7 separate regions of the Homo sapiens genome follow, and all the other regions are linked to region 1. The links are chromatin loops, found by intact Hi-C in ENCODE. Cell type or tissue: PC-3. All regions are shown on one strand. Region 1 has its middle 3.9 kb from the start of KAT6B. Region 2 overlaps ADK (adenosine kinase). Region 3 overlaps LOC124902459 (a long non-coding RNA gene). Region 4 overlaps ADK (adenosine kinase). Region 5 holds the start of SNORD172 (small nucleolar RNA, C/D box 172). Region 6 has its middle 88 kb from the start of KAT6B. Region 7 overlaps KAT6B (lysine acetyltransferase 6B).

Region 1 (4,000 bases):
AATTTTCTTTGGTATAGCCTGGTGCTAAAAACTGTCTTTATTAAGACTATTTGGACATCACTAATTGATATGATTAGTGAAAGGCCACCTCACCTTTGAGTCTCAAAACAAAAACCAAAAGATCCCCGACAACTTTGTTCTTCAACAATCTTTAGCTAATTCTACAATCTCTTATCACTCTCCTGTCTTCCTCAGAATCTCTCATTTGAGGCTGAGGCATGTTTCTGGTTTATAGAAATCAATGGTCGGGCTAGTCTTGACCTCCTGGGCTCAAGCGGCCTCCCAAAGTGCTGGGATTACGGGCCCTGTAATTCCAGTACTTTTGGAGGCTGTTTGAACCCAGGAGTTCAAGACCAGCCTGGGCAACATGGTGAAACCCTGTCTCTATTAAAAATACAAAAAATTAGCCGGGTGTGATGGCATACTCCTGTAGTCCCAGCTAACCGGAGGCTGAGGTGGGAGGATCGCCTGAGCCTGGGAAGTTGAGGCTGCAGTGAGGCATGATTGTGCCACTGCACTCCAGCATGGGCAACAGGAACAAGACCCTGTCTTAAGATAAATAAATAAATAAGAAATAAATCAATGGTTGTTCACCCTGACTGCACAGGGTGATTTGGAAAAATGCTGATGAAGGGCCCCTCTCCCCAAATATTCTAATTTAATTGGCCTTACGTGGGACTTAGGCTCTAGGCTGGTTCAAGAGCTCCTCAGGTGATTGCTACGTGTGGCCAGGGAGGCAAACCACAGGTATGAATGGTGTGTCTTCATTAAGTAGCTTTTATGGCACTAGGGCAGTTACACAGATGAACAAACTGGTCCATGCAGTAGAAAAGCTAATTAGGAAAACAGGCAAAATATGACAAGAGAGTAGGGTAAATGCTTTTATTTATTCCATAATTCAACAAATATTAGCTAAGCACTTAACAAGCGCCAGTGCTGGAGTGAAGCCAGGCTCTCAGTCCTGTGGGCTACCTGCAAAAACCAGGAAAACTTCACAGAGGAGGCAGCAGCCAAGCAGGAATTGGGAGGAGTGCTTAGCCAAGGTCTTTATCAGATAAGGCAGGGAGTGAGGGCATCGCAGTGAGGACAGGGTGTGCTGGGCACAGACAAGTGGCAGGCTCGGGAAGCTGGAGATGAGATACTAGTGAGGTGCAGATATGCATACCTTTAGAGGACTAAGGGGTTTAGGCTTGGTCCAGAACGCATTTAAAAGACGTTAAAGGTTTTAAAGCAGGAATGCATAAATTAGATGTGGGTACAGAATACTGGTATTTGAGATAACCCCAGCTGTTCATAAAGGCAGCTGTAGCTAGAATTTCCTAACCAGTTTAATGCTTTGACTGATCATCCCCCATCCCCTCTGCCCTTGACTGAAGTAACCAGACATTGTGACCTTGTGGGGTCAGTTTCTAGTCAATGAAGGGAGAGGATTCCATGTGGCAGTTGGAAGGGAGGTGTAGATCAATGTTTTTTAAGTGACTAATTGAATGTAAATAGAATTCACCATGGGCTGGGCCCTGGACAAATACGTTTAGCGTCCTTGCCTGTGCCTCCTTACCCAATTTCCTTTAGAAGGACTTGGTAGTGCCTCTGTGGATGTGGTACCTCTTATCAGGCTGTTTGTCTGACTTGCTTCAGAGCAAGTAAACAAACCCAAAAGATCAAACCATCTGGGTTCCCAGAGGTTCCTGCAGCTCCTCTGCACTTTATTATTCTTGTTCAGAACTCAAGGACAAATAGGTCAGATCATGAAATCAGCCCAGTACTAGGGACTATAACCTTTTGGCTAAGACACTCACAGAAGAAGTAACTTCCTCGGTTGGGGAAGAAGAAGATTTAGCCTAGGCCAGTGGTTCTCAAATTTAGTGACTGTAAGCTTCAAGACTAGTCATGAGCTAAAAATATATTTTTGGGAGACTCGCTTCAGACTTACTGAATCAGAATCTCTGGGGTTGGGCCAAGGAAACTGTCTTTCAAACACTCATTCCCAGATCATTCTGATTCCAGTGATCTGTAGATTGCATGGAGCAGTATAACTAGTCAGTGGTTCTGGTCTGTGGTGGTGGCTGGCAGCTGTTTTGGGGTTGTGGGGGACAGGTCAGATAAGCTTCTCCATTCATAATCCTCCAGCCCAGTAGGCTTGCAAAATTTGCACCATGCTTGGTTTTCAATTCAGGCTATTTCTAGGTTAATTTCTTAATTGAGCTATTTAGCTCAGCAGAGGACCTGAGATACCACAGATAAGAGAGCGGTTTAGGAGTAAGCATTAAATATCTCTGACTGTGTCTCTTATTATCCTTTCCAGTCCCACTTATCTGAAGAGCCAGATTTCTCAAAGGACAAGTAACCCTAGAGGGGAGTATCAATGGGAAAGCTATGGATTCCTTGCCACATCCCCGTTACAGAACTATGCTTGTTAAGAACAGAATCTCAAGAAAACATATCAAGAGGTTGAATGAAGACATTTCTCTCTTCTGTATTCCTGATCTCCTGGGGTTACAAGAGCACAGGTTTAGGCAAACATAGCCGATTTCTCTCTAAGGTGTCTCTTCACTTCTTGATGCACTGGAGATCCTTGTGGAATAATACATTAGTGATAATGAGTGTTGGGTGCTCACAAATCACCCACAATTCATTGGCTGAAGGCATCTTAAACGTGGACTTTTTGGCTTTTATTGTCTTTAGCTGCTTCTTTTAACATACTTTAGTTTGAGTGTACAGATTTGGGGTTTTCAAACTTGTTTTTAATTAAGGCATGGTTTATTTTTATTGCTTGAGATAAAATGCAGTCTGAGGGTCACAAATGTAATTTACAAAATAAAGTGCATCTGGGCAGACCATAAGAAAAAAAAAGAACAGAAAGCCTAAATAAAGAGTGGGCCAGGATTCTTAAGTTTATTTAGTAACTTCTTGGAGAATAAAAATCCCAGCACCTGCATTATAAAAAAGCACACCTTATAAGTGTCCTTCTCTTCGAAACACCTAAGTGAACTACACTGAATTATGAACTAACTAATGGTTTGTAAAAATTCGCCTTGAGCAAGCTATTGAAGATACTAAATAAACGAGGCTGAGACAGAGTCTGAGGAAACCCAACCTGCTGTTTGTTTTATCAGTAATGTAACTCAAAAGTAGCCAAGCGGATGGCTGGAGTTTTCTCTGTGTTTTGTTTCCCTGGGCTGAGCCTGTGAATGCCAAGATTTAATCTAAAGAGGTTTGTGTTTTAAAAAACTAACAACCAAGTAATAAAACACCTATAAAAACTGTTTATAATGGAACCGGTGACAGTTTGTAGTGTAGTATTACAATTCTTCTGCTCCCCCTCGACCTTTCTCTATCCTTTCATCCAACTCTGTGCCCTTTGTCTAAGTTCCTTTCTCACCTTGCTGCCAAGAAGCTCAGGAGGAGAGGGAGCTCACACCCCAAAGCAGCAGACCATCTTTAAAAAATGAAGTGTGTGTTGTGGTCTGCATTTGAAGACAGGGCTGCGTGTGCTGCTTGTTTTGTCTGAGATAAGGACGAAGATAAGTTGTCCTAACAAAGTACCTACCTAGTTGTACAGTGGTTTCTAATGGGAAGGTGAAGATGCCGCTGCAGTGTCAGTGGCATGAGGCTGCAGGAGTCAACCAGGGCAGGAAGCCTGGGGCCTCCCCTCCCTGGCACCCGGCATAGCCATGCCCAGGCCCAAGATGGCCCTGACTCCAGGGACAGACTTCAGGCAACAGGTGGTTTTCCACCCAGGCCACCATGCCTGAAACTTGGTTCTTTTGCAAAGCCATAGTTCTCCTCCCCCTCTCAAAGAAATGGCGCCTGGGAGGGAAACTTCGTGCTCAAACTCTCTAGGAGCCATTTCTCAGCCCACCTTTCCTATTTTCTGAAGTCTCCCTTGCCAGCATCCCATTCACCTCCGGAAAGAACCAGGGGCGCTCTCTTCAGAGTCCAGAGAGCTCTGGGAGGCATGTGGGCAGCGTCAGAGTGGCCTCGCCTGGGCGGCCAGAGG
Region 2 (4,000 bases), 560 kb before region 1:
GGTTGAGGAATTACAGGTTTTTCAGTATTAGAAACACTACTGTGTTTAAGGTTCTTGTACTGATCTGTTTATGCATATGTGAAAGATTCTTGAGGACTGTATTTTAAATATGTGGATGTTTAAATTTCAATTAATTAAAATTAACTCAGTTCCTCAGTTACACTAGCAACATTTAAAGTGTTTAATAGCCACATGTAACTAGTGAGTAATGTATTGGATATTGTGGATATGGAATCATTCCATTATCATAAAAAGTTTTATAGGCTAGTGCTCCTTGGGGTTTATACCTGTGTGTGGAATTGTTGTGTCACTGGGCTTGCACATGTTGCACTTCAGTAGATGTTGCTGAGTTGTTCTTTCCAGTGGTATCTGAGCATTCCCTTTCTCAATTGTCTTGCTAAGAATTGGTATAAACAGAAATTCTAATTTCTGTTTTGTAGGTGTGAACTGTATCTCATTGTGGTTTTAATTGAATTTTGAAAATATATAGTGAGGCTGAGCCTTTTTTCTTATACATGTGTTTACCTTTTACAGTTCTCATCTTGTGATTGCCTCTTAATGTCCTTTACTCATTTTTTCTTTTGAGATATTTTAAATTACTGATTTGCATGAGTTTTTTTTGTATTTTATGGATACAAATTCTTTGATTATATTTGCCATATATCTGTGCCTAGTATGTGACTTGTCTTTCATTTTGTGGTGTCTTTTGCCTCACACAAGTTTTAAAATGAAATGTAATCACATTATCAATTTTTAAAAATGCTTTATCTTCTTATGCCTTATTTAAGAAATTACTTCCTACTCTAAGGTCAGAGTTTCCCATATGTGCTTTGCAGAGGTAGATCTTTCATCTGGTAGTATGTAATTTTTGTGTATGGTGTGAGGTAGAGTTGGAGACTTGAGTTTTTTTGCATATGGATAACCAATTATCTTTGTATAATTTTCTGAAAACTTCATTGCCTTAATAGTTTTTTGTTTGCATGGGGGTCAATTTCTGGGTTCTAATTCTGTTCCATTGGTCTATTTGTCCCTATACCAATGTTTCAGTTGAATTTTCCTTTTTGTCAAAGTACCTATTTTTTTCTTTATTTTTTGTAGAGACAGGGTCTTGCTTTGTTGGGTAGACTGGTCTTGAACATCAAATGATTCTCCTGCCTTGGCTTTCCAAAGTGCTGGGATTACAGTTGTGAGCAACCACACCTGGCCAAATTTTCTTAAAATGAAAATAACAGTGATAATTTAGGTCCAAGCCCTCTTCCCAAAATTGATTTAGCTGATGATAAGCTATAATATTGGAATTTATAATATAAAATACTACAATTTTTTTTTTTTTTTGAGACGGAGTCTTGCTCTGTCACCAGGCTGGAGTGCAGTGGTACAATCTCAGCTCACTGCAACCTCTGCTTCCTGGGTTCAAGCGATTCCCCTGCTTCAGCCTCCTGAGTAGCTAGGACTACAGGTGCGCACCACCACGCCCAGCTAATTGTTTTTATTTTAGTAGAGACGGGGTTTCACCATGTTGGCCAAGATGGTCTCAATCTCCTGACCTCGTGATCCACCTGCCTTGGCCTCCAAAAGTGCTGGCTGAGATTACAGGCGTGAGCCACCGTGCCTGGCCTAGAAAATGATATTATAACCAGCAGATGTGAACAATAACATTTTTTTCTGTGATGATATTTGAGAAAAGCGCAACTTAATTACAAAAGAGTGAAAAACAATCACTTTATCAAAGTCAGAACTTCTATACACTTTCAAGTGGTGAATTGAGCCTCACTTAAAATCTAATTTTCACTTTTAATGCCATTTGTTTTCTTTTGAGATATAACTGATTCATTTACCACCAATTTTTATAAATTGGATTTGTAGTTTGGCCATTGTATGAAAATATTTTTTTAAAAAAGTATATGGGTCATATGGGTAGTAATCAGGCAAATTGGTTTTAGATTTGCAGTACCTGTTCAATTATCTGAGATTTAGGGGATCTAGGGCATGTGAGTAGAGGTTCTATTAGGTTTATAAAGTGCTTGTGATGATAATATAGGTTAAGGACCAAGTACCTGGGAAAGATCAAGGGCATACTAAATAGTTGTTCCTAAAGTAATGGGACAATTGCAGAGAGAGGGATGAGAGAAGGAGACTTAAGGATGATGTGTTGATGTGTATGTATATATAAATGAGACATAAATGACTTTTGGAAGGATTACTAAAGAAAAACAGCAATAGAAGAAGACTAGCCTATGTCCAGCAGCAAAAGGAAGTAGAAGACAGTGAGTCAGATAGTGACCAGTACAGGACGCTAGGTGGTGCCATTAGTCTTAGACTGCTTATTTGAAGTCTCTGGAGGCTCAGTAACCTCAGAATAGAAAGATCGAAAGGCGGCCGGGCACAGTGGCTCACGCCTGTAATCTCAGCACCTTGGGAGGCCGAGGTGGGTGGATCACGAGGTCAGCAATTCAAGACCAGCCCGGCCAACATGATGAAACCCCGTCTCTACTAAAAATACAAAAATTAGCCTGGCGTGGTGGCGGGCACCTGTAATCCCAGCTACTCAGGAGGCTGAGGCAGAGAATTGCTTGAACCGGGGAAGGAGAGGTTGCTGTGATCGGAGATCGCGCCACTGCACTCCAGCCTGGGTGACAGAGCAGGACTCTGCTTCAAAAAAAAGAAAAAAAGAAGAAAAAAAAAGGCACTGCTTGTATAGTAAATGAGCGAATTGTCTTATTGAGTATAACCCATAGTATATTATAGTTCTTGATATTTTCTTCTCCAGTGATCATTTTGAAAAATTTTCTGGAATTTGCATTGTAAAGAAGTTTGTCCACCAAATAAACTGTGTTTTAAAAGTAATAGTTCATTTCTTTCTAATTTTAAAGGTTGTATATAAAAAGGTATTTTCATTTAAAATTCATATTAAAAAAGATAATTGAAATTTTCATATTGAAATTATATAATCAGAAGGAACTTGGTGTTTTAATAAGCTTTAGTGGCCTTTTCCTAGGTCAATGTACAATTCCACTGAATTTTTTTGAAATACATATCCATGGGTTCCACATTGGTGGATTAAACCGTGGAAAGAAAATATTAGGGAAAAAGAAATTGCCTGTGTACAGAGCATGTACACATTTTTCCTTGTCAATATTCCCTAAACAATATGACAAAAGTTTACATACATTTCCATTGTATTAGATATTGTTAGTAATCTAGAGATGATTTAAAGTTTGGGGAGGATGTATGCAGGTTATATGCAAATACAGTTGACCCTCAAACAGCACAGGTTTGAACTGCATGCACCTACTTATATTAGTTTTTTTCCAGTAAATACAGTTGGCCCTCTATATGGGTTGGTTTGGCATCTACAAGCAAAAATGGATGGAAAATACAGTATTCAAGGAATGTGAAAGTTGTGTATATGGAGAGAAGGGCCAACTTTTTGGATCTATGGGTTCAACAGGGCCAACTGTGGTACTTTAGTATGTGTGCATTTTGGTATCCAAGTTGGGTCCTGGATCCCTCAAAGATACTGAGGAATGACTGTATTGAAGATGATTCCTTGATTCCTGTTACATTTTTTTTTAAGATTCCAGATTGGGAATAATTAAGTGCATTATTTGATTTCTGGAGATGAGTTACACCATTAAATTTTTGTTGATATGTGTATCGTGCAGGTGACAGAAACCCTAACTCATACTGGCTTAAGTAAATGGAAATTATTGGATCACATATCTAAAAAGATGTTGGTATGGCTGATTTTAGGTGAAGCTTGATGCAGAGGTTCAAATAATTTTATTTGGACCCTCTTCACCTCATCTTCTAGAGGTAGGGTACTGCCATCAGCTATTGGCTTATATCCTTATTTGTGTGTGTGTGTGTGTGTGTGTGTGTGTGTGTGTGTGTCTGTCTGTCTGTTTTAGTGGCTCTAAAAACAGGTGTAGGATTATGTCATATTAGGCCTCTTTGGCTTGTTTGGGTTCCATATCTACTCTGCAACTGGAGATAGAGT
Region 3 (4,000 bases), 69 kb before region 1:
GTATTTTTAGTAGAGACAGGGTTTCACCATGTTGGCCGGGCTGGCCTCGAACTCCTGACCTCATGTGTCCTCCCACCTCGGCCTCCCAAAGTGCCAGTCACAGCTTTTTTTTGATATTCATATAACACTGTTGATTCATATTGAGATTTTCATCAACCAAAAGTTAAGTGTTTGTTTCCTTTTCTTTTTTCTTTTTTTTTTTTGGCATCACATTAGTATTAAGCCGTACCCCTGTGTCCACACTAGTACAGTGTGGTGATTTCATGGACCATTACAAGATTTTGCATTATTCCTATTAAACTTTCACTAGATGCTCATCAATTGACCGGATCTTCCTGGGTCTTGTTGCTGTGATCCATCTGCTTTATCCCTCCCACCTTCACTTCACCTGTGAGTAGTCAGGGAAGCATGTGTTTTGCTTTATTTTTGTTTTGAGACAGAGTCTCGCTCTGTCACCCAGGCTGAAGTGCAATGGTGCAATCTCAGCCCACTGCAACCTCCGTCTCCAGGCTCAAGCAATTCTCCTGCCACAGCCTCCCAAGTAGCTGGGATTACAGGCACCTGCCACAATGCCCGGCTAATTTTTGTAGTTTTAGTAGAGATGGGGTTTCACTATGTTGGCCAGGCTGATCTCGAACTTCTGACCTCAGGTGATCTGCCTGCCTCAGCCTCCCAGCATGCTGGGGTTACAGGCGTGAGCCACCGTGCCTGGCCAGGGAAGCATGTGTTGATAGGGTCTCAACATCAAATACCTGTAGAAGCCAAGGAAGTAACGTAAGTGGAACCCCAGGGCTGGGTGGACAAGCCCAAGGGCTTCTTCAGCACCCTCTGGACACAGTCCTCCAACCCCTTACTAAACCACCTCCCCAGGTTGACATCCAGCCTCCCACTGCCCATCCTGCCCAGATACACTGGAGAGTGCTTTCTAGAGGAAGTGCTGCATCTCAGAAAGGGCTATAGTGGAGGGGAACAGAGCTCAGGCTCTGGAGTCAGACAATGCTGGGTTGTTGCCTTCCCTTTTCCATTCCCTGGCTGTGTGACATTGCACAAGTGCACTTACTTCTCTGTGCTTTGGTTTTTCTCATCTGTAAAATGGGGAAAATAATAATGTCTACTTCATAGGGTTGACGTAAGTATTTTACACAATCATTCATGTGGTGTATTTAGCTCAGGGCCTAGCACATAGAGATTACTTAATACAATTCACCTATACTGATTATTTTTGTGGTTACTATTATCATTGCTACAATGATTATTAGGAATCACACTGTTATCTCTGACATCTCCTACAGATGGTGGCAGCAGGACAATGGAAACAACCCGGTGAGTACAAAAGAGATGCTCTTGAACACACACCCAACCCTCTTCCTTCATTCACACCCCCCGGCCTGATATCGGCAGCACATCGCTATGCTCCTCTTGGAGAAAACTCCTCTCGCGTTGAGAGTGGAAACACCAGCTTGCCTTCGTGTGACATGGAGCGGGTCATGCCACTCCTCTCCTCAAAAACTTTCAGTGAGGTCCCTTGTATCTTACAGAACAAAGTCCAAACTCTATCCTGTCATTGAAGAGTCCTCTCCCAGGTGGCCGTGCCACATCTCCAGCTTGTCTCTCAGGAGACCTTCTCCAGGGCCCTGCCTGTCCACACATAGGACTCACCACTCCCTGGGCGAGCCTGGGCCCTTCCCCACCCATCCTGTGCTTTGATTCCCCAGGGGCGGTGCCCTTGCCGGACTCTTCATGGACTAAATCCCACTCGTCCTGCAAAACCTGGCAAAATTCAAGGCCACTGGAGGAGCTCTTCCTTTGAGACTCTCCAGCAGGACTTGCCGCCTCTGCGCGGGGTGTGTAGCAAGCCCTGCTTGCCATTGCCACTCCGTTGCTGCAGAACGAGTGGGATTTGGTCTCTTTCGTGACTTCCCCAACACACACACCCCACCCCCACCACATAGCACAAGGCTGAGAACACTGGGAACGCTCAATAAAGAAATATTTTTGGCCTGAATGAATGGCCTGAAGGACTGCTCCTTTCAACAATTATGGCCCAATAAATTATACCGACATTGCCTCCTGGAGGGAAAGGCCACACCAAGGCCCCCACAGATGGGGAAACTGCTCTGTCTGCCAAAACCCAGATGCAGGGCAGCCTTGGCCCTGCTTGGCTGTCTACCTGAATCTGGGTTTAACAACTTGGCCTGCAGTTTTACAGCCTGAATCACCAGGCTCAGCACAACAGCATGAGTTCTTTGTCCGCATGCTGCTGCCAGGTGTTGAAGGAACGGGCTGCAGTGACTTACCCGGCTCAAGGAGACCTGCAGGCGGGGCAGACGGGTGCCTGCACCCCAGGCTGGGAGGCCAGGGGACTTGTCTGCAAAAGAAACCCTTGTCTGGACCCTAAACAGAAAAAAAGAGGTGATGAAAGTTTACATGAGGACCCGGCTCTGGGTGCTGCAGGGGGATGCGTGCTAGCTTGGAGGTTGGGGGTAGGGGCTGTGGAACATGGAGTGACCTTCAGGTCACTGAACAAAGCTTAGAGGGCCCAGACTCAGTCAGATTTTATTTCTATAGCTGTAATAGTTGTGTGGTCCTAGGAAGCATGCAGGAAGCCATCAAATTTAAGCTTTTAGAGCTGGGGTTACATATCTTAAGAGCCGAAGAAATGCAGTATCCAAACAAGTGATATAAGGCATGAAGACTCGTGCAAGGAGAGGTTAGAAGGGTCTCTGGCTGTATGAGCGTTCCTTTCTTGGGTTATGAAGTCATTGATTCAGCATCTATAAATAGAGCTCACGGCAATGGCGTGCTGGTTACGGTTTAACCACCAGTTCTTCCAAGAAAAAGCCCTGACTTGAGGCATTTGCAGATTTCTGTGGTGTAAATACACCCACCATGGCCAATTTCAAACTACCCAGAAGGTAGGCCCAGAATGTAGAGCTGGGAAGAGATTGCACAGCCAGCTCCCGTACACACTGATTCCCAGCAGCCTGTCAGCGTCACCAGCAAGAATCCTACCAGTAGCCCACTTCTTCAGTAGTTTTGCAACCTCAAGCAGTGCAAGTCAATGAGGCAACCTCAAAAATAATATGAGACGATAACCCCCAAAATTGTGTGAGATAAGATAATAATTCCCTTACTGGGTAAGCATTTTTCAAACTGGCTATTATTTATTTTATTTTTTATTTTTATGTTTTATAGAGTAGAGGTCTCACTACATTGTCCAAGCTAGTCTCAGACTCCAGGGCTTAAATAATCCTCCTGCCTCAGCCTCCCACAGTGTTGGGATTACAGGCATAAGCCACCATGCCCTATTTATTTATTTATTTTAATTTGTTCAGACAGGGTCTTGCTCTGTGTCCCAGGCTGGAGTGCAGTGATGCAGTCATAGCTCACTGCAGCCTCAAACTCCTGAGCTCAAGGGATTCTACCTCATCAGCCTCTGGAGAAGCAGGGATTACAGGCTTATGCCAACAGGCCCAGCTAGTTTTTTATTTTTTGTGGAGATGTAATCTTACTACATTGACCAGGCTGGTCTTGAACCCCTGGCCTCAATCAATCCTCTCGCCTCGGCCTCTCAGAGTGCTGAGATTATAGGCATGAATCACTGCGCCCGACCCACAGTCCTTTTGCAGATATTCACCAACATGCACAGAGCGGCAAAAAATTTGAGTCAACCGACAAGCACATTTCTAGCAGAGGCTGAACAAGGCAACGCTCTGACTTCCTGTTTCAACTGTCATTTTGTGAAGAAATGTCCTTTTCACAGTCCATTTAGTGCCAGGTTTTTCATATTTTTGTCCTTTTTCTTGGGGATGGTGCTGTGTAAAATGGTCCCCACGTGCACGGCTGAAGTGCTGTCTAGCGATCCTAAGTGCAGAAAGACTGTGATGCACCTTCCGGAGAAAATACATGTGTTAGATGAACTTTGTTCAGGCAAGAGCTATAGTGCGGTTGACTTAATTCAATGTTAATGAATCAACAATATTTATTAATAAGGCATCTT
Region 4 (4,000 bases), 220 kb before region 1:
AACTCTTGAAGCCCTTTCTAGCGATTTTGGGGCAACCTAAGTATGTAACCATTTTAGAGAGTATTAAAATGAGAGTAATTAGAGGAAATAAATTAATATTTAAGTTCTTAGCATGTGCTAAAATTGCATTAAGCTATTTCACTTACCTCATCTTCTTTCATCCTCACAATTTTTAACTTTTTATTTTAAAATAACTTTAGTCTTAGAAAAATTACAAAAATAGTACAGAATTCCCACATACCCTTCACCCAGTTTACCCTAATATTAACATCTTACATAACCAAAGTATAATGAATAACAGAAAATTAACATTAAACTACAATAACTGAACTATATACAGGCTTTATTCTGGTTTCAACCGTTTTTTCTCTAGTTTCCTTTTTCTGTTCCAGAATCGAATCCCACATTGCATATTTGTCATGTCTCCTTAGTCTCTTCTAATCTGTGACAGTTCCTCACTCTTGTTGTTCATGAACTTTATACTTTTGAAAATTATTGGTCAGTCATTTTGTAGAATGTCCTTCCATTTGAGTTTGTCTGATGTTTTCTCATGTACATTGAGATTAGGCATTTTTGGCAGGAAAACCACAGAAGTGATGTTCCTTTCTTGGTGCATCATATCAGGGAGGTACACAGTGTCACAGATTCTTATTGCTGGTGATGCTAAACCTTTATCACTAGGTTTAGGTGGTGTTTGCTAGTTTATCCTCTGTAATTCCCATTGTATTTAATAAATATCTTGGAGGAGATACTACTTTGGGGCTATGGAAACATTCTATTTTATCCACTAATTTTAGCATCACTAAACTAATCTATCTGGCTTAAGGTGATGTCTGTCAATTTTCTCTACTATAACATTATGATTTTTCCTTTTGTAATGAATATCTTAGGGGGACATACTTTGAGACTGTAAATATCCTGTTTTCTTTAATTTTTGCCCACTAATCTTAGCATACTTATCCCTCAAAATCTTTTAATGTGAACATTTTCTTAGTTTTGTAGATGAGGAAATGGATCTTAGAGAGGTTTATTAACTTGCCCCAAATCATACAAATAGTAAATCCAAGCCTGTCATATTCTAAAAGTCCTTGTAATTTCATTGTTTGTTAAGATGTGTGAGCTTAAGTGTAAGGGAGAAGAACCTATTGGGGACAGAGGAGAGGAATTACTGTAGAAGGAGAAATAAAGTTTTACATACATCTGGGAAGAATTATGTTTTGTACTTGGAAAGTTTATTTTGTCCTTTAATTGCCATTTTATGAGGTTTAATTTGAGACATAAGAAACATTTCTTTGATTAAATTACCAAAGCTCTCAACAAAATATGTCTTCTCACAGGGTTGGTAGAAAGCAACCATGGAATCTTATTCCTTTTTTTTTTTTTTTTTTTTTTTTTTTGAGATGGCGTCTTGCTCTGTCACCAGGCTGCAGTGCAGTGGCATGATCTCTGCACACTGCAACCTCTGCCTCCTGGGTTCAAGCGATTCTCCTGCCTCAGCCCTCCCAAGTAGCTAGGACTACAGACACGTGCCACCATGCCCAACTAATTTTTGTATTTTTAGTAAAGACGGGATTTCACCATGTTAGCCAGGATGGTCTTCATCTCTCGACCTCGTGATCTGCCCTCCTCGGCCTCCCAAAGTGCTGGGATTACAGGCGTGAGCCACTATAACCAGCCAGAATCTTATTCTTAATTTATTCCTTATATCACCTTGAAGAAAGACTTTCTTTTAAAGAACATCTAGTACATTCATAAGATTCTGCTTTCAAGATGATGAAGTGAATGTGTTTTTCTCTTATCTTTATTAAATATGAGCTGTACTTAATCACAAGCAAAAATCCTATAGTAGTAAAATATATTTGTGCTAAGGAAATTGCCAAAATATACATGAGTCATTTTAATTATATGTGTACACTTATTTAGGTGAGTGAAGACATTGCATGGCATTTTTTGGTCCTTTCAGCTGTTACTAGTCATTTCTAAAAGTCTGTCTCCTGAAACTGAGGGAATTTCTTCTCATCTTATCAGAGTTCAGACTTAGTTCTGTTCTAAAATAAGCAACCGAAAGCGAAATAGTCAGCATGTTTGAAGTCAGCAGCACTGTCCTACTACAAATGGCTATTCTTTTCAGAAACAACTGTCCTCTAGAAGTCATCCTGTTAGGTATATTAGAAGCTTAGCTTCATATATTATCTGGAATTTATTAAATATTGAGTGAACAAACAATATAAAAATATTTCACCACTAATTGTCATCCCTTTAAAAATGCCAGTTTCTGGTGACGTTTGTAACGATTGCAAACCATTGTGACTTGTCTGCTTTGCTTGCCTAAATGTTCTCTCTCATATATTCTATTTGTTCTCTTATATATACTTTATTTATGCCACTCAGCTATATTTCCGCTCTGATAGGTGTTTCTTTCTCTATAACTATTTGAAACTTTGCATAGTGATAGAATAAACTAGTTTTGTTAGCAAAGCCCAAAACTATGGACAGTTTTAAAAGCCCACTGAATACAGACATGGATTTTCAAATTATCCAAAATGGTTGAAAAGATGATTCTAAAACCTCTGCCTTTAGCTCAAGGTTAGGTTTCAAGATTTCAGAAAACTTCAATAAAGATTTCAGTAAAACTTTATGGCCTATGTGGTGTGAAAAACAGCATCAGAGTTTGACAATTAGTTTGTCATTTTTTAAACTTTATCTTTTTTAAAGAAAATTAAGTCTTTGTAGGAAAGGATTAGCATTTCTTTCTCTCAAATCAGTCCTTTGAAAAATTGACATTATAAGAACTGTATTTTTTCCAAAGTCAGCATAATTATGTTCTGTAAACCTCTAAAATAATTAAATTTTCCTCTTTATAAAAACCTCTCTTTAATTGGGAATTTGAAAACTGCCTGGATATTTGCTGATACTTAGTCATTGTTAATAATTTTTGAAGTATGATAATAGTTTTGTGGTTATGTTTATCATTACCTTTCAAAGATATATACTAAAACATTTATAGATGAAATTATGTATAGTTCTTGGAGTTTACTTTAGAATAATTTGAAAAGCAAGTGGATGAGGATATAGGTGAAATAAGATTCATCATACATTTTAAATTTGTGTAGATCATTGATGGGTTCCTTGGAAGTCACTGTGCTATTCTATTTACTTTTGTATATGGTTAAAGAAATTTTTAATGTCTCTTAATAGATATGCAGGTCTCTTATTTTGATCAATAGAAGCTAAATTGTTAATCTACTAATAAAGTTTTGTTTTATTTTATTGGTCATGAGAATTTTTTCCTTCCTTCTATTAATAGACTAAAGACATTAAAGAGATAGCCAAAAAGACACAAGCCCTGCCAAAGATGAACTCAAAGAGGCAGCGAATCGTGATCTTCACCCAAGGGAGAGATGACACTATAATGGCTACAGGTACATGTGGGAAATGTGTGATGAATCTAGTATTATGGAGATTAATCAATTACAAAAAAAAATTCTGTATTCTTTCTATTATAATATATACAATATACATATACAATATATATAAAATGAAATATTTTATTTTAATAAATATTTCTACCCTGTATCTCAGTAGAAAAGATTTCATGTTCAAGAAGATAGTTTATTAACATTTAGTTAAATAAACCACTTTGATATAATTTATTTACTTAGTTATCTTGGGGATTTTGTCAATCAAGAAATATCTTTCCTGAAAAAAAGAATACATTTCATTTATAAAATACCTGCACTAGAGTAAAATAAATTTACTCAATTATGAACAAATAAAATCCAGAACTAAGTTACATTTTCCATTTTTCCTTCAAGAAGAAAATCTCATTTTTTGTTTTATTTCACCATCTATTTTATAGCACTCATAAAACAGGAATTTCATCTAGTAAGCAAACATGTTATTGATTAAAATGATTAATAGTGTTAATATGGAGCTACCCACTATTAAAAATATAAATGTTTTAATTCTGTCTGTACCATTCAGATTAAAACCAATCAGT
Region 5 (4,000 bases), 200 kb after region 1:
TCAAACCTTTTCTCCTAAAAATAACACATGAAATGACACTTTTTTACTGGTTGGATTCCAGTGTTCTGTACCCTCTCATTGAGGTGCTTTCTGATTTTTCCTAACGCAGATAACATTAGTGCTAGCATATGTCCGTATGTGAAGCTGAAGTGAAATTTCAGCTTGTGATTACATCTTGTTCTGCCTTATCACATTACAGATTTGTCATCATTAGACGGGAAAAGTTGATATTGAGCCACATGGAAAAGCTGAAAACCTGTTCCAGAGCCAATGAACTTGATCCAGACAGTCTGAGGTGGACCCCAATTTTAATTTCTAATGCTGCAGTGTCTGAAGAAGAGCGAGAAGCTGAGAAAGAGGTAATGATTGTCTTTATCATCCTAAGTTGTGTAACTTCAATCTTGTAGCATTCTTAAGCTAAGAAAGTCATTAAGATCGTTGTCAAAAGCTTGGTTATGTAGAGATAGCATGTGAAATGATATGGCACTAATTTATCCTAACTGAGGTTGCATGGTAAGACATGATAATTTTATTGAATTGAGTATGAAAAATGAAACATTTATCATTGATTACAAAGCAGCATTTTTCACTACTGAGAGCATGTAATCAGATCAAATTCGGTGCTGAGCTCCAAGGCTGCAGTGTCAATTGATTCTTTGTGTTTATGAACTTGCTTAAAGTGCTCCTTGCCAGTGAGCATGTAATGTAGTGATAAAGGACTCAAATCAATTCGCTGCATCATTAATACTGTTAAATATCCCATGAAACCCAATCTTCTTTGATTTGTTATCCTAACTGATGCAAAAGGTTCCTGAGATGATGCAGCTGGAATGTGCTTGGCTGGCTGGCTGTCCTGATCAGAACCGACTTAGAGACACTTTGCCATTGATCCTCAGAGGCTCTGGCTGTGTAACTGCCCTCTCACTGGCCACCATTTTTACCCTCCCCACTTAGGCTGAGCGGCTAATGGAACAAGCTAGCTGCTGGGAGAAGGAGGAACAAGAAATCCTGTCAACTAGAGCTAACAGTAGGCAATCACCTGCAAAAGTACAATCGAAAAATAAATATTTGCATTCCCCGGAGAGCCGGCCAGTCACAGGGGAGCGAGGGCAGCTGCTGGAGCTGTCTAAAGAGAGCAGTGAAGAAGAAGAGGAGGAGGAGGACGAGGAGGAGGAAGAAGAGGAGGAAGAAGAGGAAGAGGATGAAGAGGAGGAAGAAGAGGAAGAAGAAGAAGAAGAAGAAGAAAATATTCAAAGCTCTCCCCCAAGATTGACGAAACCACAGTCAGTTGCCATAAAGAGAAAGGTAGGTGTCTGTTTAGATTTTCTGTGAGTCGCGTTCAATCAAATCTTATTTGTCATTGCAGACATTCTGTCTATTAGTATTTGTTTCACTCTCTGTTCTTTAGTCGTAGTTTATGTGTACCCAGTCCCGCTGATCATATATCATAATCGTTTATCTCACAGTCATGATTATGTTTACTTTTCAGGTTTGTTAGTGCGGTGACAGGAAACCAGGGACAGGCCAGCCTCCTAGTCTAGTAGTCACTGCCACCTGCTGGTCTGCAGGAGTAGAGTAACTGAGGTTTATGGGAACAAAAAGGGGCCCCAGAAAGCACTTAAACCACCCTCCAAGACCTAGAGGCCAGGAGACTTCTCTAAGGTCATATGACTCATTAGAGATGGAAGCAGAACCAAATGCGTGCTCAAGACTCTAAGCCTGGGTTGGGCGCAGTGGCTCACGCCTGTAATCCCAGCACTTTGGGAGGCCAAGGTGGGCAGATCACCTGAGGTCAGGAGTTCAAGACCAGCCTGGCTAACGTGGTGAAATCCCGTCTCTGCTAAAAATACAAAAAATTAGCCAGACACGGTAGTACGCGCCTGTAATCCCAGCTACTCGGGAGGCTGAGACAGGAGAACCCAGGGAGGCAGAGGTTGCAGTAAGCCGAGATCGCACCATTGCACTCCAGCCTGGGCAACAAGAGCGAAACTCTGTCTCAAAACAGAACAAAAAGACTCCAAGCCCAGTGCTCTTCATGCTGTTTCTTTCTCTTGTTCTTGGCACAGAATTGTTAGAAAGCATTTTAGGCCCTTAATTTTGATGGTGATATTTTGCATTTGTGGCCAACTGCGCATTACTGAATCTCCTCAGATCTTAGTAGCCCAGTGATGTCTCTAGATAGACCATATCATCTCCAATGGTACAGAAAGTAAAGAATTGACTTTGTTTTTAGGTAACTGCTCACCCAGATCTGATATCTTTGTCTTCAGTATCTATCTGGGACATAGAGGAGAGCCAAGACTGATAGAGATATCACAATACAAGCTAAGGCTCCGCCCCAAGGCCATCTGATGTGGCATCTGTTAGGGAACTTGCTGTTCTAACTCCCAGCTCAGCGCTCTTCTAGGCCTGGCAGTCTTCTGGAAGGGTCTCCATGGGGAGGTGGTAGAAAGGAGCATCCCACAAAGTAGACTTCAGGCTTAAGAATAATGTTTCCATTTCTTAGGAGGAGTGTGTATTCATGTGTTGTATATATAATAAAAGAAATTTGTTCTAAAACTATCAAAAACCAGAATCATCCAAGGCATGATCTGAACTGGACTCAACCTGAAGAAAACCAGTTCTCTACCTTGGCTTCCCTCATATTAGGGAAAATTCTCATGGATTAAAGAGGGCAGGCAGACTGGGGGGAATAATAACCGTAAATGTTTAATTACAGAATATGATTAACTGGCTACGTGTGTGCTTCAGTGAGCATTCAGAGCGTTAACAAAAGTAAGACACAAGAATTCTTGGAGGCCGGACACAGTGGCTCACGCCTATAATCCCCACACTTTGGGAAGCTGAGGCAGGAGGATCATTTGAGCTCAGGAGTTCAAGACCAGCCTGGGCAACAAAGCAAGACTCTGTCTCTATAAAAAATAAATAAGTATTTTTAAAATAATAATAATAATAATTGAATACAGTTTACCTGAAGGTTAGCTTTTAACCAAGCATATTGAACCCTTCTTTGCAGTGTATTTTCAATAATTTGGGGGGCAACAATTACATCTTAGCAGCAAATCTACCTGCTATTCCTCTATTTGAATTTTGTGTCATTAAAAACTTTTTTGCTGGGCGAAAAACATTTTATAATTACAATTATGGACAGTCATTTGTGCCAACCTTTAGTGCAAACAGAAAAAATATTTTTAGGCCAGGTGCGGTGGCTCACACCTATAATCCCAGCACTCTGGGAGGCCAAGGCGGGTGGACCACTTGAGCTCAGGGGTTCGAGACCAGCCTAGGCAACATGGCAAAGCCCTGTCTCTACAAAAAAGAAAAATAAAAGAAAAAAATATTTTTATATCATACAAATAAGACATCTGGCATGTCTTTAACATTTTTAGATTCCTTCTATTAAAATATTTTGCCAGGTTATCAGTTGCTCACATCTCAGCAGCCACCAATACTTGACTTTGTTAACATTTTAAACAGTAATCCTTTCTTCAGGTACCTTTCCTTTCCTTTTCATAGCCCTGAAGTCCTATGGAATGAGAAAAAGTAGGCTGGTCTTGTATCATATTTCCCAGTGCTGTCCACATAGTGGGTGCTCCTTCAAGAGTTCTCAAGTATTAAATGGGTTAACCCAGTGGCTAGTTAATTACAGCACCATTTATAAAGACATTAGAGTCTGTGATGACCTTAAATGTCTGTGATGTGAGGAATATTGAAGCCAGCAAGTACCATTGGAAAAATATATGCTAGAAAAGCAAAGCTTAGTTTTTAAAATCTCCAGTCAAGCTGCTAGGATGTTCCCTCTCAGAGCATCTGCTTGAGTAAACAACTGTTTTATTTGGAAAACACTTGCCTGTGTAGTTGGAGCCCGAGAGGGATGTTAGACATCAAATGGAAGGTTAAGTACAAAGGCATTACAGAAGTCACCACGTGTAAGATTCTCAGACACGCGTTCAGTACATGTCTACTGCATATCGACTCAACCATTTAATTTCTCATGAGC
Region 6 (4,000 bases), 84 kb before region 1:
ACAAGGAAAATTTTTGGAGTGATAGATGACTTTGAAGTGATTGTGGTGATGGTTTTATGAGTGTATTCATAAGCCAAAACTTACCAAATCATACACTTAATATATGTGCATTTTATTGTATGTCAATCACATGTTAATGAAGCCATTTTTAAAATTACGTATGTGTTGATCATGTAAAATGGTGCAGCCACTTTGGCAAACAGTTGAGCGGTTCCTCAGAAAGCTAAATGTGGAGTTGCCATCTAACCCAGAAATTCCACCTTTCCATATCGGCTCAGAAGAAATAAAAACATATGTGCATACTCAGAAATAAACTCGTGCATGAATCTCCATAATAGCCTTTTTTTTTTTTGAGACGGAGTCTCACTCTGTCACCCAGGCTAGAGTGAAATGGTGCAATCTCGGCTCACTGCAACCTCCGTCTCCTGGGTTCAAGCAATTCTCCTGCCTCAGTCTCCTGAGTAGCTGGGATTACAGGCATGTGCCACCACACCAGGCTACTTTTGCATTTTTAGTAGAGATGGGGTTTCTCCATGTTGGTCAGGCTGGTCTCGAACTTCTGACCTCAGATGATCCACCCGCTTCAGCCTCCCAAAGTGCTGGGATTACAGGCATGAGCCACCATGTCCGGCCTGAATATTTGCTCATTTTAAACATAGGACAAATGTGGTGGCCAGGCATGGTGGCTCACACCTGTAATCACAGCACTGTGGGAGGCCGAGACAGGTGAATTGCTTGAGCCCAGGAGTTCAAGACCAGCCCAGGCAACATGGTGAAACACTGTCTCTACAAAAAATACAAAAATTAGCCAGATGTGGTGGCATGCGCCTGTAGTCCCAGCTACTCAGGAGGCTGAAGTGGGAGGATCACCTGAGCCCAGGAGGTTGAGGCTGCAGTGAGCTGTGATTGCACCAGTACCCTCCAGACTGGGCAACAGATCAAGACTCTGTCTCAAAAAAAAAAAAAAAAAAATACACACACACACACACACACACACACACACACACACACACACACACAGTGATTTTTTTGATGCCATGCTTTTTTTTTTTTTTTTTTTTTTGAGACGGAGTTTCGCTCTTGTTGCCCAGGCTAGAGATCTCAGCTAACTGCAACCTCTGCCTTCCGGGTTCAAGCAATTGTCCTGCCTCAGCCTCCCTAGTAGCTGGGATTACACGCACCTGCCACCATGCCCAGCTAATTTTTTGTATGTTTAGTAGAGACGGGGTTCACCATGTTGGCCAAGCTGGTCTCGATCTCCTGACCTCGGGCAATCGATCCGCCTCAGCCTCCCAAAGTTCTGGGATTACAGGTGTGAGCCACCATGCCCAGCTGATGCCATGCTTTCTTAAAATATCATGTGTAAAAGCTTTTAAATAGTCTATTTACAGTTGCTAAGTAATATTTAAGTTCTCTAAAGTCAACTTGAATGTACAAATTACTTTCAAGTCTTGGACAGTTTTTGCCTGTGAGGACTTCCCCATAATCACTAAGAACCTCAGCCCTACTCTGCCCTTGACCTCAGAGTTTCCTTGCCCTCTTGTCGGATTGCTGCCTTGAGAAAGTTCAGACAGAAGCAAGCTTTCTAATCAAGTGCCACCTAATGGTGTGTCAAAATTTGGCTGCCTCAAGTCTTAAATGCACAAATGAATTTTACTGAGTTTGAGGCCAGAATCAAGGACTTATGGTTAGAGGCTGAATGCATGATGGCTGTGTGAATTTGGGGCCTGATGGTGTCTGGCAGTTCATTTTTTCCAAAAGGATGGAGCTGTCTTCTATTTCCTCTTAAATGGAAAAAATTGGCCAGGCAAGTTGGCTCATGCCAGTAATCCCAACACTTTGGCTGGAGGATTGCTTGAGCCCAGGAATTCAAGACTAGCCTGGGCAACATAGGGAGACCCCATCTCTACAAAAAATACAAAAATTAGCCAGGCGTGGTGGCATGTGCCTGTATTAGTCCTAGCTCCTTGGGAGGCTGAGGTGGGAGGGTCTCTTGAGCTTGGAAGGAAGAGGTTGCAGTGAGCCGTGATAAGGAAGAGGTTGCAGTGAGCCGTGATTGCACCACTGCACTCCAGATGGGTGACAGAGGGAAATCCTGTCTCAAAAATAAAATAAAAACATAAAGGGAAAAAAATTATCCTAAAATATTCTATATGGAAAACAAAGAGATAAAAGCTCTGACAGGCATAATGGTCCCACAAAGATCCATGTCCCAATCCCTGCAACCTGTAAGTACATTATGTAACATGCAAAAGGGCCATTGCAGATGTAATTAAGGTGACAGTTCTTAAAATACAGAGATTATTCTGGGTGATCCAGTGAGCCCAGTCTAATCATGTGAGCCTTTAAAAGCAGAGAACTTTCTCCTGCAGGAGGCAGGAGAGATAAGGCAGAAGTCAGAGAGATTCAACGCTTGAGAAGGAGTTAGTGAGCCTTTGCTGGCTTTGAAGGTGAAGGGGCAACGTGACCAGGCGCACAGGAAACCTCAAGAGGCTCAAGGCCAACAGAAAGGAAACGGGACCTCAGCCCTAGCACCACAAGGAGCTGAATTTGACCAACAGCCTGAATAAGCTTGTTAGCAGTTTCCTTCCCAGAGCCTCCAGGAAGTAACAAAGCCCTGCTGCCACCTTGATTTCAGCATTTAGAGACCCTAAGGACAGTACCTTGCCAAGCCCACCCACCAGACTTCTGACTACAGAACTGTGAGAGGCCAGGCGCGGTGGCTCACGTCTGTAACCCCCACATTTTGGGAGGACAAAGCGGGGGAGTAACTTGAGGTCAGGAGTTTGAAACCAGCCTGGGCAACCTGTCTCTATTTATAAAAATCGTTTGTGCGTGTAGAACTGTGAGATAATAAATGGGTGCTGTTTTAAGCTACTAAGTTTGTGGCAATCTGTTACACAGCAATAGAAAACTAATATATGAGCTGCTTGCAAGTAGAGACCCCATGTACTTAAAAGGTTCTCAGATAAGTAAGAGGAATGATTCTTAAATTTTAAAGTTGGGGCTGGGCACGGTGGCTCACATCTGTAATTCCAGCACTTTGGAAGGCTGAGGGAGACAGATCACTTGAGCCCAGAGGTTCAAGACCAGCCTGGCCAACATGGCTAAACCCCGTCTCTGCAAAAAATACAAAAATTAGCCAGGCGTGGTGGTGTACACCTGTAACCTCAGCTACTCTGGGGGCTGAGGCAGGAGGATTGGTTGAACCCCAGAGGCAGAGGTCGCAGTGAGCCAAGATTGCACCACTGCACTCCAGCCTGGGCGACAGAGTGAGAACTGGTCTTGAAAAAAAAAAAATTGGAAGACACATTTAGGGATATAAATAAAAACATGATGGGAGGTATTATATTAGATCACAGAATCAGGACTTTGGGGCTCACATGTTGGCCCTGATGTTGCACTCTGCCGTGGACATGGAACTGGCCTGACAGATTCAGCTATAGTTATAGAAATTCAGAAAGACACAAAGGCTGAAGACAAGTGGGAGATATGGAGCTCTTATTTGTGTCGGCTATCTGCAGGTTCTGTGAGACGGGAACAGTAATGGTGCTGTGTTTTGCCCTCAGCTTGCTGTCACTGGAGTTTTCTACCTACCTTGTACAAAGCCAATCCGTTATCCCCTGCCTCGCAGCATCAGTCCAGTCCTGCACTCGCCAGGAGTATCAAACAGCTGGAAGATGAGGGCACACTTTTCCTCCCTGGGAAAAAAGTCAGTCCTTTCAAGAAGTGAACATACAAGGCCGCTGGTCCCCTTTGAGGGGACAGGACCAAAACAAGAAAGTCATGTCTTGTCATCTGGTGTCTTGTTGTGTAAACCTCCATTCTATCCCATTTCCATAAATTCTTTCAAAGGTTTGAGATGTAGGACAACTGGGGCCTTTTCTCAGTTCGAGTCTTCTAGTTTGAACATTATAATTTAATGTGATTGTTAAGGAGTAAGAATGAAACAATTCCAATGCTACATAAAATAGAGAAATAACGGAAAGTTTCCAGTTTA
Region 7 (4,000 bases), 100 kb after region 1:
AATTTGATAAAGCTCTAGAAAACAACTGCAAAATTGCTGTTATAAAGAAACCTGTCAAATTTAGGAAGTGCCCTCCAGGAGCCCTTCATCCCAACCAATCCTCTCCTAAAAGAAAGGAAAAAAAGAAGAAAGATGGCTAGGTAGATGGAATAGTGATCAGAAAAAAAGAACTTTTCTAGAAAAGCATACCAGTGTGCTCTTTACCAGAGCATTTTAGCAGGTAATATTTTACAAAGGACCCAGCAGATAATTGGGCAGGTTTTTTCTTTAGGAACTTAGTGTTGATGGCCTGAATTAATCTGACTAGGAATTTAGACATTTCTTCATGATATATTTTGAGTCCATAGATGATCTGATTCTAATGTGACTTCAGTTTTTAACTTACATAGCGTTAAGCAAAAGGATGTGTGTGTATGTATGTGTGTTTGTTTTACATCCTAAAGGTATTACAGGCCCCATGGTAAACTTTTTGGCTCAAGTGAATCCAGAGTTTGGTATATGTAACCTCCAGTGGTGGTTCATGAACAAACACTTCATTTCTGTAGTCATATTTTTTTTTAAAGAATAAAAGTGAGCCAGGTTTAAAACTTGTTAAGAAAATAATAGCACAGGTGATACACAGATGAAGCAAAATTGCCGTGGATGGTCTGGGAATGCCTGAGGATTGAGAAACACTGGCTGAATTATACACTGTGGCAGAAGAAATTATAGGCCCTTAGAAACAGGTAGAGGTTATTGGAAAGATTCAAGCACCTAATGTTTAGTTAGAAGGTAAGTAAGCTGGTTTCTTAAGTTCTTGTTTATTTATTGGGTGTGGGCTCAGGATAAGTTAGTTTGAAATAGATCTTAGAGAAGTAAATGCAAGACAACTTTATCAATGAGTCATGGGCAAACAATTCTATTATTAGAAGTAGTATAGAAAAGGAGTAGGAGAAGTAGAAGGGAGGAAGTCTAGTATTCATTCATTTATTTATTCATTAATTCAGCCACTATTTCTTGAGCACCTGGTGTATGTCAGGCACTGTTGTAGGCACTGGGGACACAGCAGGGAGCAAAACAGACAAGTCTCTGCCCTCATGAAATTCATTTACATCCTAATGGGAAGAGACAAATAATGTAAGTGAGTATATAGCATGTCAGCTGTGAGAAATGCTATGGAGAAAAATAAAGCAGAGTAAGGGAATTAAGGAGTGATGGGATGGGGAGGCATTGCTTTTTTAAATAGTTTGATGAGGAAAGACCTCTCTAAGAAAGTGACATTTAACTTGACTTCTGAGGGAAGTGAGGGAGCATTCCAGGCATGGAGAAGGAGTGTTCTAGATGGAGGGAACAGCAAGTGCAAAGAGCCCTTGACATGTCTGAGAAACAGATAAGAGGCCAGTGTGGCTGGCGTGGAGAGAGAGGGGAGAGTCGTCAAGTAGTAAGAGGTGAGAGCAGATGGGAGGAAGGTCTCAGCACAGGTCAGGCCTCTGGCTTTGCTGAGAGTGATGGATGCCTTTGCAGGGTTTTGAACAGAGGAGGCACATGATTTGACTTAACGTTTTAACAAGCTGTTTCCTGCTGCTGTGTTGAGAATAAGCTGTAGGCGGCACCAAGGTGGCAGCTGGGAGGGTATTGCCACAAAACAAGCAAGAGATATGATGGTTTAGGCCAGTGGTAATGGTGGAGAGTGTGAGAAGAGGACAGATTCTGGATGTATTTTGAAGTAGAGCCCGCAGAATTTGTTGATGAACTTGATGCAGAGTGTTAGAAAAAGAGAAGACTTCAAGGTTATTGGCCTGAATAACTGGAAGGATGGAGTTATCTATCACTGAGATAAACAGAGGTAACAGAAGTAAAGGGGAGAGATGGCCATGGTAGAAGGTGGATTACACCTTTAAATTTTTAAAACATATTTTTATTTAAAATAGCCCTCACTCCCTGGCCCAGTGCACACAAAGGACCTGATTTGCTTTTACCCTGAGTTTGTCACTGTAGATATCCTGGAATACTTCGTTAAAAACTATAAATAAAGTGGCCATAATACGGCTCATTTTGTTCAGATTCTAAAAAAAAATTCCTTCATAAGCAGTTGGCTTCCAAATAGCAATGCATGCTGTCAGTTTGGTGACTAATTGGGTTAGAGGTTAATAGCAAGGCAGTCCTATAAACATCAACGGGAGTGGTGTATCCAAATGAAAGCTTGCATTAGGCAACAATTCAAAGAATGAGAATGACTAAATACCATGTTACAAGCCAAGTGAATTATATTAAGAGTTTTAACTTTGAGAGAAAGGGACGTTACCCCTGAAATAACTATCTTAGTTGGATCTTCCCTACTTAATACTCATAGTTGGGTTGTAAAAATGTAAAGGTTACCATCAAAACAGCACTTCTTAACCATGAAATTGACTAACTTTGTAAAATTAGAAATTCTGTTACTTACTTCCTACTATGCTGATTGGACATTCCTTCTTTTGCCAAAAGAACAGAAAGTTGGATTTTGTGCCTTCTAGCCAAGAGAACCACACACCTCTCTCTCTGTAGACCAGCTAAATGCTTCCTACTGCTCGGTGATGAAATCAGATCATGGAATCAGTCAGTTTGCTATACTGAATTTTTTTTTTTTCAGCTGTGTTCTAATTGAACCTTTGGGGAATAAACTAATTCTTAACATCTGAAAGTTTAAAGGTCTGATACTAGAATTTATGGGGTGGTAGAGGAGACCTTTTAGTCTCTGTATCCAAACCAAAATGTAAATTTACTTTTATTTATTTTTTATTTTTTGAGAAGGAGTCTCGCTTAGGCTGGAGTGCAGTGACATGATCTCGGCTCACTGCAACCTCTGCCTCCCGGGTTCAAGCAATTCTCCCTACCTCAGCCTCCCAATTAGCTGGGATTACAGGTGCTCTTCACCACGTCTGGCTAATTTTTGTATTATTTAGTAGAGACAGGGTTTTGCCATGTTGGCCAGGCTGGTCTTGAACTCCTGACCTCACGTGATCCGCCCACCTCAGCCTCCAAAAGTGCTGGGATTACAGGCGTGAGCCACTGAGCCTGGCCAATTTCTTTTTTTATTGTGGGATAATCATTCCATACTTCTCCCTCCTCTCTAGTCCCCACCCCCACCCCCCTTTTTCCCCCCACAAGTGAAGATGATTTCCTGTGCTGGTCTAGGATTAGTTTTGTTACAGTCTGTCTTTATAAGAACATTTCTTTTCCATAATCCAGAAGCATTTTGTAAAACCTATGCCTGGAAATTGAGTCACTTTTTATTGCTTAGATTTTCTTCACAGAAAAACATAGGTTCTGTTGGATGAGTATTTGTTGTGAAAGCAAATTATTAAGGGGTGAAAATTGTCTATACAAGTTGATGTATAGGAGGATATCTGAACTGGATTAGTTGCTCTTTTATCTGTGTTTTCAAAGCTCTTTAATAGTAACTCTTATAACACTTATAACAGTGTTATCACTATTGTTTGGGCATCATTCCATTCTGCTAGACTGGGAATTCTTTTATAATACAGTGCCTGATAGGCATCCATTCATTCCTTGAAATAATGTATTGAGTGCTCATTATGTGCTTGAAATAGAGTGTGTGCAGGAGCCAGAGCAGTCGGCAGAACAGATGCAGCTTGTGTCGCATGTGCGTACAGCCCATGGCAGGGTGGGGGGCAGGGGACCCAGCAAACAAGATACAGATAACTGCGCAGTACAGTGCCAATATGCACAGGAACAGTGACTGTCCCCTACCTACATAAATGCATAGACCTCATATGTGTATTGTGAATCCTCTATAATTGTTGAATTTGACTTTGAAATTAAACACTTGATATTTTAGACTAGTCAAAAATGGGATATGTTATTATTTTAATAAAAACACCATTGTATCCAGCCGGGCACAGTGGCTCACGCCTATAATCCTAGCACTTTGGGAAGCCGAGGCGGGCAGATCACCTGAGGTCAGGAGTTCAAGACCAGCTTGGCCAACATGGCAAAACCCCGTCTCTACTAAAAATAC

The links. A loop is a pair of places that touch in the nucleus more often than their neighbours do. Peaks named below come from ENCODE experiments on the same cell type or tissue, not always from the same donor. Only the 100,000 strongest peaks of a DNase experiment are listed, where the experiment ranks them.
Region 2: a loop joins it to region 1, with 5 times the contacts of the local background. A loop is called at or near these places in 31 of 110 quality-filtered maps.
Region 3: it touches region 1 in a loop (9-fold over the local background); 6 of 110 quality-filtered maps call a loop at or near these places.
Region 4: a loop joins it to region 1, with 3 times the contacts of the local background. A loop is called at or near these places in 38 of 110 quality-filtered maps.
Region 5: a loop joins it to region 1, with 5 times the contacts of the local background. A loop is called at or near these places in 30 of 110 quality-filtered maps.
Region 6: it touches region 1 in a loop (5-fold over the local background); 10 of 110 quality-filtered maps call a loop at or near these places.
Region 7: a loop joins it to region 1, with 3 times the contacts of the local background. A loop is called at or near these places in 19 of 110 quality-filtered maps.

What each region holds. Positions count from the first base shown.
Region 1 is chr10:74,820,741-74,824,740 of GRCh38, forward strand. No RefSeq gene overlaps it. Among named protein-coding and RNA genes, the nearest start is that of KAT6B, 3.9 kb to the right of the region's middle. RefSeq lists a silencer at 3,986-4,000. In PC-3, no CTCF peak of the experiment used is centred here; DNase peaks (open chromatin) are centred at 1,001, 1,521, 1,941 and 3,141; H3K4me3 peaks cover 2,769 bases; H3K27ac peaks cover 3,775 bases.
Region 2 is chr10:74,263,900-74,267,899 of GRCh38, forward strand. All of the region lies in intron 3 of ADK (adenosine kinase), which reads left to right. Among named protein-coding and RNA genes, the nearest start is that of ADK, 110 kb to the left of the region's middle. In PC-3, a CTCF peak has its summit at 2,296 (motif pointing right); DNase peaks (open chromatin) are centred at 292 and 2,292; H3K4me3 peaks cover 271 bases.
Region 3 is chr10:74,751,812-74,755,811 of GRCh38, forward strand. It overlaps LOC124902459 (a long non-coding RNA gene), which reads left to right. Exons shown (of 2, transcript XR_007062201.1): 2 at 1,293-2,005. Among named protein-coding and RNA genes, the nearest start is that of KAT6B, 73 kb to the right of the region's middle. RefSeq lists an enhancer at 1,592-3,112. In PC-3, a CTCF peak has its summit at 1,810; a DNase peak (open chromatin) is centred at 2,140; H3K4me3 peaks cover 789 bases; H3K27ac peaks cover 2,360 bases.
Region 4 is chr10:74,597,072-74,601,071 of GRCh38, forward strand. It overlaps ADK (adenosine kinase), which reads left to right. Exons shown (of 11, transcript NM_006721.4): 9 at 3,308-3,422. Among named protein-coding and RNA genes, the nearest start is that of ADK-AS1, 70 kb to the left of the region's middle. In PC-3, no CTCF peak of the experiment used is centred here; a DNase peak (open chromatin) is centred at 1,950.
Region 5 is chr10:75,020,927-75,024,926 of GRCh38, forward strand. It overlaps KAT6B (lysine acetyltransferase 6B), which reads left to right. Exons shown (of 18, transcript NM_012330.4): 15 at 200-359; 16 at 955-1,305. It overlaps SNORD172 (small nucleolar RNA, C/D box 172), which reads left to right and starts at 807; the gene lies at 807-865. RefSeq lists a silencer at 1,464-1,573. In PC-3, CTCF peaks have their summits at 1,553 (motif pointing left) and 1,753; a DNase peak (open chromatin) is centred at 1,515; H3K4me3 peaks cover 629 bases; H3K27ac peaks cover 784 bases.
Region 6 is chr10:74,736,699-74,740,698 of GRCh38, forward strand. No RefSeq gene overlaps it. Among named protein-coding and RNA genes, the nearest start is that of KAT6B, 88 kb to the right of the region's middle. RefSeq lists an enhancer at 2,623-2,712. In PC-3, CTCF peaks have their summits at 1,600 (motif pointing left) and 2,356; DNase peaks (open chromatin) are centred at 1,605 and 2,403.
Region 7 is chr10:74,922,300-74,926,299 of GRCh38, forward strand. All of the region lies in intron 3 of KAT6B (lysine acetyltransferase 6B), which reads left to right. Among named protein-coding and RNA genes, the nearest start is that of SNORD172, 97 kb to the right of the region's middle. In PC-3, a CTCF peak has its summit at 449; DNase peaks (open chromatin) are centred at 882, 1,582 and 2,142; H3K4me3 peaks cover 2,554 bases; H3K27ac peaks cover 3,256 bases.